Linked DNA regions of Homo sapiens: region 2 is linked to region 1. A link is a loop called in an ENCODE intact Hi-C map of the cell type or tissue named here. Cell type or tissue: dorsolateral prefrontal cortex. All regions are shown on one strand. Each heading gives the region's core, and the rest is flanking DNA. Links, peaks and the distances in the headings are about the cores only. Region 1 holds the start of MIR1287 (microRNA 1287). Region 2 overlaps LOXL4 (lysyl oxidase like 4).

What was found. Peaks named below come from ENCODE experiments on the same cell type or tissue, not always from the same donor. Only the 100,000 strongest peaks of a DNase experiment are listed, where the experiment ranks them.
Region 2: it touches region 1 in a loop (2.6-fold over the local background); 12 of 110 quality-filtered maps call a loop at or near these places.

What each region holds. Positions count from the first base shown.
Region 1 is chr10:98,393,440-98,396,344 of GRCh38, forward strand. PYROXD2 (pyridine nucleotide-disulphide oxidoreductase domain 2) reads right to left here. Exons shown (of 16, transcript NM_032709.3): 7 at 1,952-2,013; 8 at 1,757-1,854. It overlaps MIR1287 (microRNA 1287), which reads right to left and starts at 1,868; the gene lies at 1,779-1,868. In dorsolateral prefrontal cortex, for the core only: a CTCF peak has its summit at 1,243; a DNase peak (open chromatin) is centred at 1,142.
Region 2 is chr10:98,252,395-98,255,299 of GRCh38, forward strand. It overlaps LOXL4 (lysyl oxidase like 4), which reads right to left. Exons shown (of 15, transcript NM_032211.7): 11 at 1,159-1,402; 12 at 1-74. Among named protein-coding and RNA genes, the nearest start is that of LOXL4, 14 kb to the right of the region's middle. In dorsolateral prefrontal cortex, for the core only: no CTCF peak of the experiment used is centred there; a DNase peak (open chromatin) is centred at 1,301.

The sequences.
Region 1 (2,905 bases), core at 258-2,757:
CAGCTGCTTCCCCTTCAATCTTTCCCATCCCAGTGAACGGCACCTTTCAACAGGAGGTTCTGTTTCCGACAGAAATCCAGGTGTCAGCCTTGACCGCTACCATCCTTCCCCATCTACATCCACAAAGCAACACCAACTCAGCCTCCAAAGGGCTTTCAAGGTCATCCCACCTCTCAGCCTCTCTTCTCTTCCTTATGCTGCTGCAGTAGTGCCCCTCATTGGACCCCCTCTCCCACACTTTCTCTCCTGCAGGTCTTGTCCACATATATCCTGGAGCCCTATCTTAAAGCCCAGCTCTGCTCCTGCCACTCACTTATCACCATTCCAAGCCTCCCCGGCTTGGCACTGCTCTTAGGATAATGGCCAGTCTTCTAGCAGGCACTCCAGCCTCATCCCTCATCCTGTCCCCCTATCCATATCCCATCCTCCTAACTAACAGAACCTCTCGATTTCCTGGGTGGATCACACGTTCTCTCAACCCCAGCATTTCCCCTGCTGTTCTGTCGGCCTGAAGCCCCTCCCTCCCTCATCTTATGTTTTGTTAACTCCTCTTTGTCCTTTGGGTCTCAGATCAAACACCTCTTCCATGTAGAGGCTTCTCTGACCCTAGACCAGGCTGTGTCCCGGCTGCTCCTCCTAGCATCACACTCACGCCACTTCATCATCATCACTCGCTCTGTGTCTCTCACCCATCAGGACATCTGCTCCGCTCACTACCGTATCCCCAGCACCTAGCACAGGCAAGCGCTCATCCATATTTGTTGGAAGAATTAATGATGGAACAGATTACTTAAAGATCACAAACGGAGCACTGGTTAAGCCTCCCAGGGATCCGAAGAGAAAAGGGCAGGAGGCCCCAGCTGGAAGATCCAGATTGGCTGGTAGATCACAGCTTGGCCAATGTGTGGCAACTGCTGCCAAGCCCCCATCTCCATCGCCCTGGGGGAATTTGGGGCCGGCTTAATATGTGTTGAAAAACCACTTCCGAGGGTGTGCTCATCCCTTGAGAGAAAAGCCACGTCGACGCCTTCTAGCTTCTAGCTTCTAGCTGTATCTTCTGGTGCACTGGAAACGGCCCAACCCTTGGCTGCATTCTCCATCCCAACACACACACACACACACACACACACACACACACACAGCCTTCCATTCCTGCTTCTGCGGGGGCTCATTAAGTCAGACCACACTGCAGGCTTTGCTGTGTCTGACTGCCACCTCTCGGATTGGGCTGTCAGCACAAACCCTCACTCATAAAGAAAAAGGCAGCTTCCTGTCCATCCTGAGGTGTCTGTGTGAGTGTGTACCAGAGCCCAGGGGAAGGAACAGTGAGAGAGAAGGGAGAATGGGCGTTTGCGGGAGTGGAGAGGTAGAAGAGGGAAGGGAAGAGGAGAGAAAAGAAGATATTAATTTTGAGCTATCAAGCGGGAGGTGGGAGAGAGGCTTTTCTTAGTGAAGCAGTAGGGCACAGTCACTAAAAAGGAAGATTTTGGGGAGTCAGACACCTCAAGCTGGAAATCAGCCTTGCCACTTACCAGCTGAGTGGCTTTGGGCAAGACACTCCCTTCTCTGAACCGCAGTTCTCAGATGTTGCTCTGAGGGTTAAGTGGATCGTGTGTGATGTGCCTGGCTCGGTTCCTGGCTCACTGGGTGAGCTCTGTTAAGTGGCAGCTGTTGTTGCTGCCACTGCCACTGTTGTCCTCACTCCTGTTGGGGAACATGCCCCACTCCTGTGTCCCACCTCACCCCCCTCACTCACCCACTCCCCGGAGTGTGGGGACTTGTCATGGCTCCAATCACTGCATCTGTGGCTAGAGTGGCTTTTAAAGGCTCAGACTCGAACCACTGATCCAGCACCTGGACAGCACAACAGCAGAGAGAAGGGCTTAGGAGCCTGGATGGGAGGAGGGCCCTCTCACTGCCTGGTCGGGCCTGAGGCTGGGGAACCACTCACCTTGGTAATGGGAGCTGTGAGGACCTCATAATATCGGGGAAGCTGGGCTCCCAGGATGCGGCCTACAAGAGAAGATCCACAAAACAGAAGTTGAAACAGGTGACAGGGAAACCCTCCGACCTGGCCTGGGGGATAAAAGCATGGAGGATGCTGAGACTTCCTGCCAGGAGGTGGTATAGCACAGCCAATGCAGGGACAGATCCAGCTTGAGTCCTGGCCACACCTCTCACTAGCTGCAGTGCCTGGGACACATTTTTAACATCTCTGAACCTGCTTCTTTACCTGTAAAATGGGAATCCTATTTTACACCCCAAGGGCTACGGTGAGGATTAAATGAGCTAGGTAAAGCATTTGCAAGTTCATGGGTACTTAATACATTTAAGCAGTTAGCATTATTTTTGGAAAATTTTAAACTTGTACCTTATTCCCTTATTTCGAACTCTGGAAGGCCCATATCCTGGGAGAAGGCTGGCATGGCTGATCCATTCCTATGACCCTGATTCAGACCATTTCAGAAAGAAACTAGGCTTTAAGGCCTTCAGGGTAGAAATCATGGTCTCTAGCCTTACAGCCCCTGGGCCTAGCTTAGTGTCTGACACATAGTAGTTGCTCAATAAATGTTTTTTGCCTGTTTTTCACACAGAGCTCCTTGGACTGGTTATCTGAGAGAGAGGCAGTGTCTACTTTTTGCATTTGTAATAGATTCCACTGGCTCCATACTCTTTGCAATGTATAAGTCTGCAGTGCCTCTCAACCCACCACAACTTGGTTAACCTGCCTGGCTCCTTGGCTCTGGGCTCATCCATGTGATTTGGTCAGCCAGTGGAATGTTTGCCGATGTGACACAAACCCAGAACTGAAACAGGCCTGTACATTGGGGCATGCCCTCTGTGCTTGTGCCACTGATGTGAAAAGTCCACACCCAGGTCAGCATGTGCTTCTACAAGGAGGACG
Region 2 (2,905 bases), core at 144-2,643, 140 kb before region 1:
GCCCCTCAGCCACCTTGGAGCCATTGAGAGTGAGGAGGTCGTAGTGGGTGAAGACCTCAATGCTGTGGTAATGCCTGCAGAAGGGGTAGAGCTGTCAGTGCGGCAGCAACAGGAGAGGGTCCTCTCTGGAGGGGCTGGTAGGGAAGACAGGCCCCAGGCCCCATCATGACCCGAGAGGAAAGTTATAGTAGGCAGTGCCCTTCTCCCTCCCAAACCCGAGATTAGTGTGACGCACAGCCTCCTTTGCTGGCACCCCTGCCAGGCAGCAAGTACAGCTGCCCCCACCACCTAGGGTCTCAACCCAGGCAAGAGGTAGAAGCCCTGCTCTGGTCGCCTCCAGGAGGCTGGTGCCTGACAGCAAGGCCTGAACTGGGGGGAGAGGCGGGGCACCGGGTCTGTGAGCAGCCTAGGAGCTGACCTGCTGGGAAGAGGGTCCCTGTAAGCCTGGGACCAAATTGCTACCATTGTTTCCAATCCAGTTATAATGACAGCTCTGTTCATGCTACAGGGAAAGGTGCTTATTATCTCAGGCGAGACCAAGTCCCAAAGTCATTGCCCATTCCTTTCCACTTTCTCCACCCGTGGCTATGTTCTGAAGAAGAAAAAACAATTCTGCCTTTGTCACAGGCATTGTCTCTCCCTCTCTCTGGTCTGGAAGCTCCTGATAGGAAAGAATGTTCATTGTCACTTTTTTAGTGGCAGTCTGTTCATGCTGTTCTTTGAGGGCCTTGCCTTACTACTGAAGGAATCAGCGAGCTTTTCCTGCAGAGCCAGCACCCTGGATGGGATGTCTATTTTGGGCCCCCAGGTTCCTGGGAGTCCCCACTTTACCTGGCTTCTGAAGACAAGGCCTATGATCCAACATAGGAAAAGTGTCAAATACCATTCTAACAGAACAACTCTGCTGGCGGTGACGCCTCTATGGGATGTTGCTGTGGGAAACAGACCCCACGGGCACCATTGACATAGTGAAGGCGAGAGCGATGGAGGGGCAGGTGGATGCCGCTGTCCTCACTGCCTCCTGCAGGCAAGGCCAGCAAGGAGAGCGCACACCCCTCCCAGGAAAACTTGCCTGTGGCCAGGGAAGGGCCAAACTGCTCCCTGGACCCTGCTTTTTGTTCCTAACCCTCTAGTGCCAATGCATGGGCAGGCTCTAACCTGTGGCACTGGTGCCAAACCCAGCTATCGCGTCCAGTCTTTGGACGAAAGTCAGTCCGGCCCAGATTGTAGATCTGTGTGGAGAAGCGCAATAGGCGGCGGTATCCGTAGGGCCAGTCCATGTGATCCGCAGACTTGGAGAGGCAGTTCTCCTCGTGGGCACAATACAGCTGGCTGAGCGGGCGGTCCTCCAAGTAGGCCGTCTCCTGCACTAGCTGGGCGTTCATCACCAGGTCTGGTGCACCTGGGGCGGCGGAGGGCATGGCAGTGACTCAAAGGGTGGAAAGGCAGCCAGTCTTAGTCTCCAGCACAGAGGGCAAGCTTGCCCCCAGATTAAACCCTCCGAGAGGACCCCACAAAAGAAGGGCAGTTTTAAGAGTCAGGAGATGGTGAGTTCTAATAACATTTAAAGGAAGTCTATCACCTTAACCTGGGAGGCAGCTACAGTGTCATGGTTAGGCTTGCTGGTTTTGGAGCCAGGCCACCTGGGTTCATTCTTGGCTTACTTTCTGACTGTATAATTCACTAGCTCTATAACTGCTTAACCATTTTGTCTCTCATTTTCATCATCTGTAAGATGAAGATAATGGTGATATTAATCTGATGACACCTGTAACATGTCTGGCCTAAGTAAACATGCAGTTGAAGCTAGTATTTATTTTGTAAAATGCTTTTAAGCCTGTAAAGTGCCTTTATGTAGCTTAGTTCATATAATCCTCTCAAAAAGCTCTGCTGATACCTAACCTGGATACTTTGCCTGTACTGTCACTAAAAATCACTATCACTAAAGTAGTCCTGGGCGGAAGTGAGGCCCTGCCACACCACTGACCACAGCATGCATGCCACCTGGGCAGGCCGGCCGCAGCTTGCCCCAGGCTGGAGCCATCTGCATCTGGCAGTTGGCCATGTAGGGTCCTGTGGTATATATTGGAGAGAGCCAGGAAGTGCCCACTGACAAACCTAGAGTTTCTTGGTGAAAGAAGGCGAGCTTTCAGAGAGAATGAGAAGAGAGAGTAAAGGAAAGAAAGCAATGTGAAAAGCCAGGGAGGAAAAACAGGTGGTTACAGAGACTGCAGATTGGCTGACTGTGCCAAGTTGTCGTGAAGGATCAAATGTGTTCAAGAAGAGCGCTCCCACTGTAGGCAGTGGAGCAGGGAGGGGTTCGAGGTTCCCAGGAAGGGGAGTCAAGTGAGGAGCAGGCTCCCCACGTGCTGGGAGGCCTTGGTGATGGGGAGGTCCACTCTCATGCCCCATCCCTGCAGGGGAGGGTCTGATGGATGGGCCCAGTGTTCTCCCCAGGGTGCCCTGGACAGAGAGGAAGCCAGGAGCTCACTGACAAAGATGAAGGATATCTTGGTGTCGAAATTTGGCCACGAACAAGGTCAAGTGGCCACTTGGGTTGATGCTATCTGTAACCTTTGGGCTGGATATAGTCCATCTTGGCACTGACCTGGCTGGGAGATGTCAGAGATGCTGCTGCCCTAAGAATCTGGGTTTGTGGGGCAGAGCAATGCCACAGATGGCCTTGTCCCAAAGTCTTTTTGGGTAAATCCCACAGCTCAGGAAGAGAACACACAGCTGGGCCTTGGCCCCGGGTGTGCTCATATTTGTATGTCCTCTACGACAGCTTTCAAACTGCTTTTCTGACTACAAACCACAGTAAGAAATACATTTTATGCTGTAACCCAGTATACACATAGTTCCAAGGAAAAACTGCCCTTGCTGTTTTCTGTCCTGTTTCATTGTT